Regions from separate parts of the Mus musculus genome. Here region 2 is linked to region 1. Evidence: chromatin loops called from intact Hi-C (ENCODE). Cell type or tissue: left cerebral cortex. All regions are shown on one strand.

The links. Peaks named below come from ENCODE experiments on the same cell type or tissue, not always from the same donor. Only the 100,000 strongest peaks of a DNase experiment are listed, where the experiment ranks them.
Region 2: it touches region 1 in a loop (5-fold over the local background); 25 of 42 quality-filtered maps call a loop at or near these places.

The regions. Positions count from the first base shown.
Region 1 is chr6:82,993,620-83,001,619 of GRCm38, forward strand. All of the region lies in intron 4 of M1ap (meiosis 1 associated protein), which reads left to right. Among named protein-coding and RNA genes, the nearest start is that of Gm32644, 25 kb to the right of the region's middle. In left cerebral cortex, CTCF peaks have their summits at 3,223 (motif pointing right), 3,424 and 4,969 (motif pointing left); DNase peaks (open chromatin) are centred at 3,259, 4,287 and 4,605; H3K4me3 peaks cover 368 bases; H3K27ac peaks cover 828 bases.
Region 2 is chr6:83,162,372-83,170,371 of GRCm38, forward strand. It overlaps 1700003E16Rik (RIKEN cDNA 1700003E16 gene), which reads left to right. Exons shown (of 4, transcript NM_027948.1): 4 at 1-604. The coding sequence ends at 520. Gm15624 (a long non-coding RNA gene) reads right to left here. Exons shown (of 2, transcript XR_003956319.1): 2 at 3,172-4,267. It also overlaps a transcript of Dctn1 not described here. Among named protein-coding and RNA genes, the nearest start is that of Gm15624, 6.4 kb to the right of the region's middle. In left cerebral cortex, CTCF peaks have their summits at 625 (motif pointing right), 3,271 (motif pointing right) and 4,165; DNase peaks (open chromatin) are centred at 604, 2,912, 3,344 and 3,795; H3K4me3 peaks cover 2,205 bases; H3K27ac peaks cover 2,316 bases.

The DNA of each region.
Region 1 (8,000 bases):
TTGTTGTTGTTGTTGTTTGAGACAGAGTCTTATTAGGTAGCCCTGGCTGCCATGGAATTGCCTATGTAGACTAGACTGGCCTTCAACTCACAGAGACCTATCTGCCTGCCCCTGCCTCCTGAGTGCTGGGATTAAAGACATTTGCCACCCTGCCTGGCCTCAGTCCCATTCTTTAAGCCTAAACTCCAAGCTGTTTTCAGTTTTCCCCACACTGTAGTACAAGGGCCAGCCAGGGCCTTGGGCTGAGCTAAAGCACTCTCTGGCTCTCTGGCTCTCTGTTTCAGTGGACTTCTTCCTCACTGTCTTTTAACTGGTGAGGTGGAAGCAGGAGCATTCCAGCGGCTTCCTGGCCAGGCAGCCTGGCCCAAACAGTAAGCCACTCACTCAGTGAGAAACTCTATCTAGAAATAAGGCAGAGAGCAATAGGGGAAGACTGATGTTCACCTCTGGCCTCCACACATGCAATCACAGGATCATGCACACCTGCACACATACATACACTCCCATACACAAAAATGAGGTGGGGGGGTTAATTAAAATCTAAGGCAAGTAAAGGTACTTTCTGCCAAGCGCAAAATCCTGAGGCTCCATACCCTAGTTCAATCGCTAGGACTCACTCGGTGGAAGAAGAGAGCCAGCTCTTGCAAGTTGCCATCTGACTACCCCATGCACACCATCACTCACTCACACACCCACCACACACACACTCACACACACACAAATAAATGTAATTTTTAATTAGTGTAGTTGGCAATATAAAAAGCCCTATGATGTCAAGGGACTTATAACATGGGGGAACTGATATCTAAACACGAAGAGGGGAATTTGTAGATACCTTTGGAATTTGTATGTGTTTGCTTTTGAGTCATCAGTTCCTCTTTCATGAACCCAGTATCCTGAGAAAACTCTTGCAGTGAGTCAAAAATGCAGACCCATGCAGAAGTACAGTCACAGTCATGCAACCTAGGTGTGTGCACGTGCTTTGGGGGGGTGGGGTGCATGCACACACACGCGCACGTGCTTTGGGATTTTCTTTGTTTTCAGAGACCTTTTCAACTTTGTCTGATTCAACCTAGCTCACTCTGCAAGCCTGGCGATCCAAGTTCAATCCCTGGACCTCACAGTGACGTTAGAGAACTGACTCCCAAAAGTTGCCCTCTGACCTCCACACATTTGCACCCTGCACACTTGCCACACATGTGTAGCAGTGTGCGCATGCTCACACACACGTAATAACGGCAATAATTTATGAATACAATGTTAAATGTTTAAAGGAGACAAGCACAGTGCTGTGGCTGTTGGGGCTGTGCCATCAGCCCTGCCCTTTCCCCTCTCCTTACCACGGTGCCTATGAAACCACTACTTCCCAGCCAGCTTCAACACTTTTAACTTTGAAAGTTATGTTAGTTTACATTAAATACTCTTAAGCTATATAATACATAAATTAATATCTGCAGGAGGAATAAAAGACTTTTGTTTTAAAACATGGCCTCTTTATGGGACAGAGACTGCCCTGGTACTCAGGAGCCATCCCATAGCCAAATTCACAGCAATTCTGTGCCAGCCTCCCTAGAGCTGCGACTATAGGCATGTGCTCCCATGAAGAAGTCTTAAATATCTCCTAAGACTAGTGTTTAGCAAGCCAAATACTACTTTATCTGTTTTTATTCTTTGCTGATGTGGGGGGTATGTGTAGAAGCCAGAGCACAGCAGTGCCATCCTCAGGAATGCCACCCACCTCCTTTGACACAGGGTCTCTGCTGGTTCTAGAGTTCACCACCGAGACTAGACTGGCTATCCAGTGAGCCCAGGTATCCTCCTGCCTCCACACCACCATGCCCTAGCATTTTCACATTAGTTCTGGGTTTGAACTCAGGCCCTCATGCTTGAGAGGCAAAACCCTTACCAACTGAGCCATCTCTCCAGCGCCAGGTAATATTTTAGACTTTGGCACACCTCAGTCACTACTAAGTGACATCTTTAACATAGAGTCGTCTTCTTCTTCTTCTTCTTCTTCTTCTTCTTCTTCTTCTTCTTCTTCTTCTTCTTCTTCTTCCTCTTCTTCTTCTATGATATGAAAATGGGACCGTTGTTTAAGAACTGTAGTTAAAGCCGGGAGTGGTGGCGCACACCTTTAATCCCAGCACTTGGGAGGCAGAGGCAGGCGGATTTCTGAGTTCGAGGCCAGCCTGGTAAGTAAGTTCCAGGACAGCCAGGGCTACACAGAGAAACCCTGTCTCGAAAAACCAAAAAAAAAAAAACAAAAAACAAAAAACTGTAGTTAGGCTCTGGAGAGATGGCTCAGCGGTTAAGAGCACTGACTGCTCTTTCAGAGGTCTTGAGTTCAATTCCCAGCAACCACATGGTGGCTCACAACCATCTGTAATGAGATCTTGTAAGGGCACTCTTCTGGTGTGTCTGAAGACAGTATACTCACATATATCAAATAAATAAATCTTGAGAGAGAGAGAGAGAGAGAGAGAGAGCTGGGCCATGGTGGCACATGCCTTTAATCCCAGCACTTGAGAGGCAGAGGCAGGTGGAACTCTGAGTTTGAGGCCAGCCTGCTCTACAAAGTGAGTTCCAGGACAGCCAGGGCTACACAGAGAAACCTGTCTCAGAAAAACAAACAAACAAACAAACAAACCTGTAGTTAAGATATATTTTTCTTCCAATTTGGATCACATACTTCACTAAAAAGAAAAAAGTGAAAGAAACGGCAAGACTTTGAGCATCTCAAATGTTCACATCACTGTAGATGTAGACTTCCTCAGCAGCAACTTTTTAATCTTTATTCCCAAGAGCTGCATGGCACTTAAAAGTCTGCAATGCTTCTAGGTGACCAGTGTCCTTATTTCATATCCAGTGGGCTCTCAGCCTAGCCATCACTATCATTTCCAGCTCAGAGGAATAGCTACTTTCCTGTTGCTGTGATGAAATACCATGACCAAAGCAACTTAGAGAAGAAAGTTTGTTTGGGCTTATGGTGCACAGGGGGCTGAGTTTACAATGGTGAGGAATAGCATGGCAGCAGGCATGCCGGCAGGAGCAGGAAGCCGAGAGCTTCAGCCACAAACACAAAGAAAAGAAGAGCAAGCTGGCTGTCGGGTCAGTCCTTAAGCTCTTCAAGCCCATTCCCAGCGAAACACTTCCTCCAGCACCCACGTGGCAGTTCATAATAAATCCAAGTGAAGGCTGTCACTGCTGTGGCCACTAGGGGGCAGAATAAGTCCACACATAGACTGTGGATGCCACCTCCTATGGCTTACAGGGACTCAGGCAAGGTTGTTCCAATGGTTAGCTGTAGTTTCGAGCGGCACCGCGTCAAGGGGCCTGTTTCATCAGATGCGTAATGCCTTGCTTTCTGGGAGGAGCTATGCTTCAGTATTATCTAAGAAGAACAATATCTCCTTCCCAGCTCTCCCGTTTAGCACATTTAGTTATGTTTGTGAGCAATGCTGCAGTGGGCGCTGCTGTTCTAACCCAGAGGAAAGCAGAAGCCAAGGAGGATGACCTAGCAAAACACAGTTTGAAGAAAAAGGAAAGTACCTTTTTTTTTCTGCCCATGAGAGTAGGGAAGAGTAGAAGGGCCGGGCGTGTGGCACAGTTACTAGCATGCTTGCCTTACATGCATGAAGCCCTGGGTTTGACCCTCAGCACCACATAAACTATGGTGTGGTGGTGAATGCCAACCCTCATCATCCCCACAACTTGAGAAGTGGAGACAGGAAGATGAGAAGGGCAAGGTCATCCTTGTCTATATAATGAGTTTGAGACCAAGCTGGACCATGTGAGACCCTGTTTCATGTCAGAGTGACAGCAAGAAAGGGAGGGAAAGATAAAGAAATGGAAGAGGAACGGGAGGATGAAGGCAGTGGCTGACCTACTGCATGCTGTTCTTAAACAACGTACACTGTAGTGTGTTATGATAACTAGGAAATAGGTTCTAGTGTCCCTGCTGCTCCCAAAAACACACAACTAACAACATCCCAGGCACAGCTCAAGTCCTGATCTTGCTACTAAATCACACTGCCTTTCAAAAACTCGGGGAAATAAAGCCTTCAACAGAAATAAATTAACAAGTATGATTAATACTGCACAATGAAGCTCACAAGCACCCCTCCGTTACTAATTAAAGCAGACAAGGAAAGATCATATGAGCACAGCTCCTGGACAACGTTCTGAGTCAAAGGCTGGAGGAGGTGCAAGGCCTCGGATTAACAGAGTAATAAAAGCCCTAAGGAAGGAAGGAAGTCACGTGACAAGGAGACTAACTTAGCTGAAGCAGAAGGGTCACAGGAAAAGCAATGGGAGTGACAGGCCTCTGCCAAGGCCCCAGCTGGGGGATGGGGCAGGATGGACATGAAAAGAAGCCTGCACTTAAATGGGGAAGATCAAATGTGTGACAACACAAACTATACAATGAGCTATCTGCCTCGCCATCATCACCTACACATGAAGGGTGGGTCAGGACAGGTACAGGTGGCATTTGAACTGGATCTTGAAAAACCAGGGTGTCAACGGGGGCAATGGGGAGGAGCGCCCTGGACCATCACAGAGGAAGAGGAAGGCGGAGTCTCTGAAGAGTGATGGCTCCACGAGGAGGTGACAATAGAATTCAACCTGAGCCCTTAGGAGGAGCAGCCAGTGCTTGTCCCTGAAAGGATGCCATTTCTTCTGAGACAGCAGAATCAAGGTTCCAACCTGAAGCCCAGCACCTCTGTGGGGATGACACGAGAATCTCTTCAAACAAGAAAACTCTGCTGTTACTCTCCCCCAGAGTGTGTGAGTTAGGAGGTGAGAAATGAAGGCTGGAAAGATGGCTCCACAGTGACAAGCACTGGCTGCTCTCCTGGAGGACCCGGGTTTGAGTGCCAACAATTCCCAGCACTCACAAGGTGGCTCACAGCCACCTGTAACTCCAGTTCCAGGAAATCTACTGCCATCTTCTGGCCTCTGTGAACACCACACACACATGGTCCCCCACACGTGCACGTAGGCAAAAAACACCTATACACACAAAAATACATGAAATAAACTTTTAAAAAGTTAGAAACACTAACAATGGACAGTGCTGAGAAGACTGCCTGCCTGACTCATCTGGAGAACAAGGCAGGGCGTTCTCCATTGTACAACACGTGCTGCGTTCAAGAACCCGTTCCTCAGAGTCGTTTTTTTTTTTTTTTTTTTTTTTTTTTTTTTTTTTTTTGCCTGCACCCTCAGACATGTCGCTTCCCAACCTCAGAACTAATGGAAAAGCCGAACATTTTAGAGAGGGAATTGTCACTGCGGTAATCCACAAGAACAGAGGTGACATCCACATCTCTGCCGCTGGGACACATCTAGGAACCTGAATCTTTGTTGCTTCCTCTCTTAGTGTTCCATTTCTGATGAGTTTTCTCCCTACCCGTCCTCTAAGCCGTGACGAAACCATCAGCAAAGCTACAGCAAAACCTTGAGGCCTGCACGCCCCCCTCGTGCATAGCGTCACGCTTATCTTCTGGTCTAGCTTTAGCATATTTGCTGTTAAAAAAAAAATTCTCCTTCATTTCTTTCTTTGACCTTTCTTTAAAAGATACAGTTTCACTGTGTTTCTCTGGCTGACTTGGAAGTCTCAGTGTAAAATAGGCTGGCTTTGAACTTACAGAGATCCACCTACCTCTGCCTCCTGCATGCTGGGTAAAGCATGGGCCACCACACCCAGCTTCATCCCCTTCTTCTCAGCAGAACTACTTTTCCTTGGCCTCGCCATTCCATGTTAGCTGTACAGTTTTAGAAAACCCTTTTCAATGTTGTTGTTGATGATGTTGTTGAGTGATGGTGGTGGTGGTGATGATGATTCTATGAAGAATGATGTCTTGTCCCCTCCCGCTACCCATCAGGGGAGTTCCCAATCTTCTACCCTTTATACTTACTTCTCTGAGACTCTCGGGGTTTGGTTTTTTTTATATATATACTTTATGTATATGAATGTTTTGTGTGTACATGTACCACATGTGTGTCTGGGGAAGCCAGAGGGTGGTCAGTTGGATCCCCTGAACAGGAGCTACAGGCAGTCATTAGCCAAATGCAGGCGTGGGGAAATTGAACCCAGGTCTCCTGAAAAAGCAGCCAGTGCTCTTGACCACAGAGCCACCTCTCCAGCCCCTCAAGTCCATCTCTCTAGCTCTATCCTTGCCTTGTTGCTTTCATAGTTCTTTTGCCTCACTAAGGACCAGCCACCCCCTCACTGTGTTTGCCTCTGTCGTCACCAGACGAGCCACATTAGTTATTTAAATGCTGCTCTGGCAATATCTTGTGCTTATTATTCTAGCACCATAAAACACAATGGAGCGGACAGGAGTCTGAGACGGAGTTCTCAAGGCTGCTGCTTTAGAAACTCAACAGGGACAGAGAGAGTTGTGTGTCCCTGATGAGATGAACGAAACAGCTAGAAATGAATGAATCTGCATAACTGTTTAGCAGAGTTGATCGTGCTGGCCAGGGAAAAAAAAGTGTACTGTACTTGCTATCCCTGTGGGAGACAGGAGAAGTCCTTGAATGAATGTGAAGTCATCTCACTCCCTGCGCCTCCTGCGTTGGAGCCAGCACCATGGACTGAACCTTCTTTGTTCCTGAGGTGGAAAAGTCTGCCGCCTCTACCAACCTCTCCTCAGGAATGTCGCTCTAGAAATAACCTGCCTGGCATTCGCGAGTCATACACAGAAGTTATTCATCCAAACCCTGGCTTTTCTTAGGCCCTTTGTATCTCAGTGGACCCTCAGGGTCTCTCCTCAGCTCTTCCCTCCCCGCCTCTGTCCATGCCTCCGCCACTACCTTCTCTCTGGCTTTCCCTGACCTTTACTTGTAGAAGCAGATGCCAGCGTCAGAGGTAGAACTGGCTGACTTCAGAAGTGCCCCCAGGAAAGCCTGTTAACTCACCTACCCAGGGCCTCTCATCACACAGCAGCCTAGCCCCTCACCTTGGATGCCAATCACACTTGTGAGACAGTGTGCCAATGAGTTACTCTGTAATCTGTACGATAAGGTAGGGCCAATATAATAGTTCGCCTTTTTTTTTTTCTTTTAAATGTTAAGATTCATTTTAACAGAAGTAATAATTAAACACATTTTTACTAAAAATGATAACATAGAACTGATATGTCCCTCGTTAATAACTAACGAGGGTTGCGGGCCGACCAGCAGCTCGAGAGGAACGGTTCAATTGAGATGGCAGCTTGGGCTGAAAGAGAGGAACTAAACGAACGGAAGAAAGAACAGAGCCAAGTCAAAATCAACTCTGATCAAAGCTCAATTTTACTATTCCAACATGCAGTTATGAAGGAGGGGAAGGGGGACCGATTCCCGCCAAATAGTCCTGGAGTCCAGTAGCAGGGTGACCACGTGTATGGCTCCGAACAGCAGTGGGCGTGGCAGAACGATTGAGTGGCAAGCTCCATCCAGGTGTAAACAGTGGAACCATTAAGGCTGGGGGAGTGGAGGCTACAAACGAGCCTTGCTGTGTAGTTTTTCCTAGCTTTTATACTCTAGAATATTTTTGGTGTTCTCTAAAGATTCATTTTATTTATTTGGGGTGTGTGTGTGTGTGTGTGTGTGTGTACGCCCATGGAGACCAGAGGAGAGCACTGGACCCCTCCTGGGAGCTGGAGTTCCAGTGTGAGCTTGGGAACTGAACTCTGGTCCTTTACGAGAACCACAAGCACTCTTAACTTTTGAGTCATCTCTCCAGCGCCTAAGAATATTTCAAAACAGAAATAGACAATTAAGATAAATTTAAAGACTGTAGGAGTGTGAATAAAGAGAGACTGTGTCTCAGAACCCTGCCCATTTCTGCTTCCTAGCAGCTGATAACTGGATGGCAGCCTTTCAGACCTTTATAGTAGGTTCGTGTATGTACTTACAGATGCACGTTTGCAGGTACAGACTCATGGATTCACGTTCACAGGTAGTTTTACATTCATACAAATAGGATCATATTACTCCTTTCTAAATTTCCATGT
Region 2 (8,000 bases), 170 kb after region 1:
CGTGCCATTCCTCAGCCCCGGGTTCCGCTTCCTCCCTAGAAACCCAATCCCTCCCGACGTCGCCAGCACCCCTACCCCCAAACTATGGCCCCTAGCTAAGTGGCCAAGTGGCTGGGAGCGGGAGGCGGAGCAGCTGGGAGAGCTGTGGGCGGGTCGGACTCGCGTGCCTCCACAGGGTCAGGAACCTGTGGAGGTGACACCTTTGGAGGAGGACTCTGGATGGCCCCTAGCGGCGCCCCAGGTCCTCGAGGCTACGTCCCAAGTGCTTTGGAAGCCCATGGTTATTTCAGAAACCATGAAGCTGGTTCCTGGTGTGAGTATGTGGAACCGGGGAACCCAGGAGCTGCTCAATCCTGCTGTCATCCGGAAGGAGGCTGAAGAAGGCACCCCCCAGGCGCCTGAGCAGCAACCCATCCAGACAGGTGTGTCCAAGCCTCAGGTGATTATGAAACAGATAAGGAACGAGACCCCCAAAGCCTGGCTGCTCCCCACCAAGCCTGTGCCCCACTCTGGGTCCTGAGCCTCCACACTGGGAAATGGACCTTGCTCAAAAATAAACGAATTGCCGCAGGAACTGACTGGCAAAGATGGTGCCATTTCTTCCAAACCTGTTTATTTCCTTAACGGGACTCCAGGGGGCGCAGTTGTCATGGCTTAGGAGACAAGGCTTAGGGATAAGGTTGTTCCCTAGCGTTCTCTGTCTCACCTCCACCACCCCCCACCCCCCCTGTCCTCAAAACACTCGTTAAAAGGGAAGATAGAAGGACCGTAAGGTAAATCTGGCTCCCAGGCAGAACTTTGTCCTTTCAGTAAGGGAGGAAGTGCATAACTGTGATTATAAGCATAGAGTGAGTCCACACATTAATTCGCTCTCCTTTCCTAGCTCCTGGAGCTTATTAGTTCATCTTGGATTGAAACACCTATTTTTTTCCGTTTGATTTTTACTCCTGTGTTCAGGGAAATGAACCTAGAATTTTGCATATGACAGAAAAACATTGTATCAACCAGACACATACACACAGCCAATACATTTTAAGCAATTAATATATACACAAATATGCTCACATGTGAAATGTCCTATGTACCCTCATGGTTGCACAACACGGAACAGCAAAAGACTAGAAAGTGGGCCAGGAGGCTGGCTCAGCCAGTAGAGCACTTACTATGTAAAGCAAAGCATTGAGGACCTGCAAATAAGCCCCCAGCCCATACTCTCCATTCTGGGGAAGTTTAGATGGGACAAGCCCTAGGGTTTGCTGGCCAGCCAGTCTAGCCAGAATTGAATTCCAGGTTCAGTGAGAGACCCTTTCTCAAAATAATAATAATAATAATAATAATAATAATAATAATGAGGAGGAGGAGGAGGAGGAGGGTGATTGAGGAAGAGATTCCAGGTCAACTTCTGGCTTCCAAATGCACATACACGCATGTGTGCTCCCACAAACATGAACACACATGCATACAACTGGAAACAAAGTAACTAGAGGAATCCAGTTGATAAATATGTACACCTACACATGAGGATCTCTCTCTGTTTTTCAAGAGATGTTCTCTTGTAGTGCAGGATGGCTGTCAGGCCATGGGTGGCCTTGAACTCCTCATACCTAAACCTCCCAAGTGCTGAGATTTCAAATACAGCTTGTATAACCGGAAAACATTTACCCACTTCATTTGAATTTGATGGCTCAGTGTTAGTTAAGAGTGGTTACTGGCAGCTCTTCCAAAAGACCTGAGTTCAATTCCCAGCACCCACATGGCTCCGCTCACAACCATCTCCAACCAGTTCTAGCTCCAGGGGACCTAAGCCCTTTTCTGTCTTTCCCATGTGCCTGGTGTGCAGACATACCATACATGTAGGCAAAACACTCATAAAATATAAACCTTACAGATTCTATAAAGGAAAAAAGGCAGAATGTAAGTCTCTATACTGTACTACCTATTGCATAAGAGATGAAAGGAGTAGAACTCTGTGTTCATAAGAGCCTGTATTTAAAACATCTACCAGATGACCAAGAAACCAATTACCTGTAGCAAGCAAGAAGGTTATACTAGGGTGGGACAAGGGCTAAAGGGAGGCTTCTCAGTACATACTTTTCCAGGGGGCTTGAGATGTGGTACTTTCTGTCAGCTTTCTCTGTATGTCCCTGGATGTCCTGGAACTAGCTCTGTAGATCAAGCTGGCTAGTAGTCAGTGCTCTTATCCACTGAGCCATCGCCGCAGCCCAATCCTGGCTATGTAATCCTGACTGGCCTGGAACTTAATCCATACTACAGGCTGGCCTTCAGCTTTTAGAGAACCACCTTCCCCTGCATTTAGAGTGCTGGAATTAAAGGCATGTACCATCATGTTTGGCCCAGTAAATACTTAAGTATTAATTTTATTATTATATTTCATTTGGTAGTTTGTGTGTACAGTGTATATGTGTATGTGGTGGTGGTGTGTGTATGTGTGTGTATGTGTGATATGTGGTGTGCGTGTGGTCTGGTGTGTCCGTGTGTTTGGTCAGTTCTCTCCTATCTTCACGTGGATTCCAGGAATCACACTCAAGTTGTCAGGCTTGTATGGTAAGTCCCTTTAGTTGCTGACCCATTCCACAGGCTCCAGTTTGATTTTTGAATGGTAGGAATGCATTGTATGTTCAGAATAAATAGAAATATTTAGAAGGTGAAATGGGGGTGAGAGGATTGCTATAGAGGAGGTGTCCATTCTTTCTAGATCCTGTCACTGACAGTCATTTTACAAATAAGGACATGATACTGAGAGGCTGTTACCAGCACAGGATTTCACACAGCTCATAGACTGGAGGAGGAATTGGAACCGGTCTGTGAAATCCTAACTCCTCCTCCTGTGGAGTTGCACATTTGCTTGATCCTTCCTTCATGCCTGCCTAAATCATTGTATACTTGGTACCTTAGTACCTCAGGCTAATTTAGAACTCGGGGCAATCCTCCTGCCTCATCCTGTCTAGTACTGGATTGTCGCTAGTTTTAACAAGCCAGTTAACTCTCAAAAGCTAGCAATAAGCCACTGAAGACAAAAGGACTGTTGAAACTTTCTATACCACCTCCATTGAAAAGACGCACCTCAATGCTGCTGACAGCAATGGTTCTAGACAGTTCCGTTTCTGGGGGATGGGGGTTGAGGAATGCTGAAGAGGGGAGAAAAAAAGGGAATGGACATCTTAATTTATTTCTCCCGATCTCCAGGCCATAATTGTCACTTTTTGAGATCAAAACAAAATTCCCAATCCTTCCCCTAAGATCCTCCTCCAGCAGAGGGCGTTCACCCCGCCCCGCCTCACGACCGCGGTCCTAATCCACTTCCCAGACGTAGTGCGCGTGCGCATGCACACATGCACGCATCCTGCCGCAGGTGTCTAGCTCAGTGCCTTATCGATGTTTTCTCTGCCTCGCTTGGCGAGACCTTGTCAGCTAGGGCGAGGCAGCAGGAATGAGGAGACTGCTCACAGAAATCTAGAGTTTTCTGGGACCCGAGGGCTTTGGGGATCACTGCGGGAGCGGGCGGCGCGCAGGGCAGTCCGTGGGGCGGGGCGGGGCGGGGCAGCAAGTCCGGAGCGGCGGGCGGCGGCGGGGCCGATCGGGGCGCGGAGCCCTGACAGCAGGTACGCGGGCGGCGACCCCGCCGACTGTCTGCTGAGCTGCCCCGAAGCTCTCGCGGAGCTGGCGGGGACTCGGGGTTAGGACTTGGTGGGCTCGAAGGGTGGGTGGCACCCGGGCGGGCGGCCGGGCAGGCCTGGGGCCCCGCTGAGCGCTTCTCCCAGGCTTGCCCACTCTCCTTCAGATTTGCGAGGGGCCCCTGCTTACTGTGACACCGTAGTGAGCGCAGGCTTTCTGTGGGCACGTGTTTAGGAATTTGTGTTAAACGAAGACAAAAATTAATCCTAGAGGGTTCAGACGTGGAGGGTCTGGAAATGCGTTTGATGTGTGAGTACGCCTTGTCCTGGGGTCCAACTAGGCTTACAAAACGATCCTTGTGTAGTCGTCTTGTACACACACCTCTCGTAACTGAGCAGGACGACAGCTAAAGCACACAGATGCGAAATTGCTGTTTTCAAAGAGGCAGGTCTTTAGACTGAAATCCATTTACAGCAGCGCAGAGAGCTGCAAGCGGCTGCTGGCCCCTTGTTACCCTGGTGTACTTAAAAGGTACTGAGAATGGAAGAACTGTGTCAGAAATTGGCGTCCTTAGCCTACTGTGCTGTCAAAGCCTGTCTTCTTGTACTGTATTTAAACAGATAAGGATAACCTAAAAAATAGGAAAATATGTATGAGTGTAGGGACCAGAAATGTCAGGCCCCTGCAGCTGGAGTTAGAGCCAGTTGTAGTTCTAGTAACTGAAGTCAGGTCCTCTGTAAGAACAGTAGGTGCTCTTAACCACTGAACCAGCTCTTCAGCTCCATAACTTTATTATGTAAAAGGTGCTTTGCATTCATATATATATTTGAAAGTTCAGGTTTTCTCAGCAGACTATTTCAGAACTTTTAGTATGCTGGATATATTTCTCAAGAGTCTCTAGGGCATGTGTATGTGTGTGTATGTATGTGTGTATGTATGTGTGTGTGTGTGTGTGTGTATATATGTATGTATATATATATATATATGCATAATCTCCCCCAAATAGACAGGGAGATACTGGATTTTTGTTTGTTTGTTTGCTTGCTTGCTTGCTTGCTTGAGTTTTGGTCGTGTCTACTTAACGTCTGGTGCTGTTTTTGGAAATGAAGTTCCCGAGGTAGAAACCCACCATTGTAAAGGGGCAGTGTGTGCCAGTGGTTTTTACTTTAATGGAGGTATGTGTTTAATAGAGTCTGGTGGAAATATAGCTCTTATCTAGTCTGCATTTGTAACAGGTTCTCAGGTGATGCTGTTCAGGGGCAAGATCTTAGCTGACAGGCACATTTTGCTACCTGCTATGTAGAACAAACTACTGCTCTGGGTTAGTTACTTTATCCAGCCCTTAAACCAGGAGTTAGGACCAGAAGACCTCTCAGCCTCCTCTCATCTCAGTGCTGGGCTTCTAACCGCAGCCACCTTTGCTGTAGCTGACCTCCATATGTGATACTCTTGTCAGTTTGGCAAATTTTGCAATCAGGCTTGAACAGTTCTAATAATGGGGAAATAACTGAATATGCCCCCCCCCCCCCCGAGATAGAGGCTGGCCTCAAACTCCCTGTGTAGCCACAACTGGCCTTCAGTGCCTGCTTCTCCTGAACACCCCAGTTGCTAGGATTCTTAGTGTAAGCCTCCCTGTGGCATCTGTCCTTGTCTAGGCTATCTCTTAGAGTTAAACCAAGGAAAAGCTGACTTTCCAGGTGTGGGTAACACTCAACTTGGGTGCTGTTTTTGTTTTTTGAGACAGTGTTTTTCTGTGTAGTCCTGGCTGTCCTGGAACTCACTCTGTAGACCAGGCAGCCTTGAACTTAGAGATCCGACTCCCAAGTGCTGGGATTAAAAATGGGAGCTACCAGGAGTGAGCCTGGTTTTGTAGTATTCAACTTTAATGCCAACACTTGGGAGGCAGAGGTAAGTGAATCTCTGTGAGTTCGAGTACATCCTGGTCTCCAGAGTGAGTTCCAGGACAGCTTGGGCTACATGGACAGACTGTCTCAAAACACAAACAAACAAAAAAAGTTAACTCTTACCAGGTGAGGTGGCATATACCTTTAATCCCAGCACTCGGGAGGCAGAAGCAGGCAGATCTCTGTGAGTTTGAGGTTAGCTTACTCTACATATTGAACTCCAGGACAGCCATGGCTACTTAAACAAGAATAAAACTGAAAGTTGGCTTTTAAGCCATGCTTGTGATACCTGTTTATAAGCCTAGCCCCTGAGAGGTAAATACAGGAAGATTTCTTTGAGTTTGGGGACAGTCTGGGCTACTTAGTGAGTTTCAAGCTAGCCCCAGCTACAGAGGCCCTGCCTCAAAAAACACTGAGGGAAGCTGAGGAGGACATTGCCTCTTCCAGCATCAGATGACAGATATTCCCAGCGTTTTTCTTCAAACCGAATCAATGCTTAATTCTTTCATCACATTTAAGAAGATTCGTTCTTAAATCTGTCTCTGTTTGTACGTAGTGGAGCATTAGCTAGACGTTGAAGGGTGGGCGTGGTGTGTAAGACTATAGAAAGCACTGGGAACAGCCTTGGTGGGGCAGAGGAGACTGCACACACCGAACCGGGGACTGTTAGACGATCGCGGTGAAGGTGGTGGATGGACAGTGAAGAGAGCAGCGCTTGAGAAGTATTCACCTTACTGTGCTGTCAAAAGTGGTCAGAAGTGAGGGAGGAGAGGCCAGGAGTTTGCATGCAAACCGATAATTTAGACCGACGATTAGAACAGTAACGCCTGGCTTTATGTTTAACTGTGTAGATCACAGAGCTTTTTTGGGCATGATCTCACTTGATGTAATTTCCTGTAAGGTGGGACAAGCAACAGATGGAGAAGCACCAAAAAGAAGAAATGAGTTGCTCTAATCTTCAAAGCTATGGAATGGCAGATAGGAAGAATGGAGAAAGGAAGGGTGTGTGGGTAGTGACTGAGGCCTGGCTGGACGTGAGGGTGCAGAGGAGAAGACACTGAACGGAAGGAGTCAGAGGGGCTGGGAGAATTGCAAGAGCGTCCACAGCTGCCTCTGGGTTCTGTGCAGCCCCAGCAGTGGTTGTGGCTGCCTGGAGGTGGAGGTTAGCAAAGATCGGAGTTGTCGTGGTCTGCTAAGAGGCTAGGGAGTTATGGAGGGGATGGCAGATGTCTGCGAATCAGGGGAGATGGAAACTGGGTTCTCAGTGTCCTCCGTCACCCAGTACAGCAGTTAGTTCTGGGAGCCAGTGGTCTATCAATCCAGTGATCTTTGTTAATCGGAGTGTGTGACCAGGACAAGGTAAGAGACTGCCTGACGCAAATGTGTCTTAGGGACCTTGCCATCTTGGGATTCTGGCTTTGGCTTATTGATAATTTTTTTTTGGTATTGAGTGGCATTAGTTGAGGTGTGCATCCTCACCTTTTCTCTGCTTTTCTGCAGCAGAGAGCGGGGCTTTGGTGCCCTTAGAGCCTTTTGAAGAACATTCCTTCTCAGAAGATCTGCATTTTACTTAGAGCCTGTCTGGTCTGTGGTTCCTTTACCATGGAAGCATATGAGTTTAGGTGCTTATCTGAAAGAGCTTCATGCACTGCTCTGTGTGTGTGTGTGTGTGTGTGTGTGTGGTATGTATGTACAAGTGTACTTCCCCCCACCCTGTGGTGTTTGTTTTTTAAAGAATTATTGAATGTATGTGAGTACACTGTAGCTATCTTTAGACACACCAGAAGAGGGCATCAGATCCCATTACAGATGGTTGTGAACTCAGGACCTCTGGAAGAGCAGTCATTGCTCTTAACTAGCCATCTCTCCAGCCTGTTTGTTTTTTGTTTTTTGGTATGTGTGAATGTGGTGTGATATCTGCACATATGTGTCTGAGTGTGTGTCCCTGTGCACATCCCTGGAGGTCAAAGAAGGAAGCTTTCTCTAACACTCTATTCCTTTGTTTGTTTTGTTTGTTTGTTTGAGACAGAGTCTCACTATGGGCCTCTTGAAGCAGCCAGCAAACACCGACAATACTGTCTTCTCCCTCACAGTGCTGAGCTTGCTAGTGGGTACTCGAGCCTGAACTTAGGCCTTTGCGGTTGCACATTGCTGTCTTAACCTCTGAGTCAGCTCTCCAGCTCTGCTTTTATGGGCTGGCCCTGATCTTATGCCCGGAGCCCGGCTGGCACAATAACTTTTGACTATTATGTCCCTCTCTGGGCAAGGCACTGTGCTCAGTGCTTAGACACTTTGGGGTCCTCCTCCTCTTAGGGGGAGGTTGGACAGAAGATGGTAGGCAGTATTTTCAGTAAAGTGTGGTGCTGTAACAAAACTTTGTCCAAGGTGTCTATACAAGGGCAGAAAGGAAATAACAGGCTCTCCAGGGAGAAGCTGGGGAATTTCAGGAAGGAGATGACT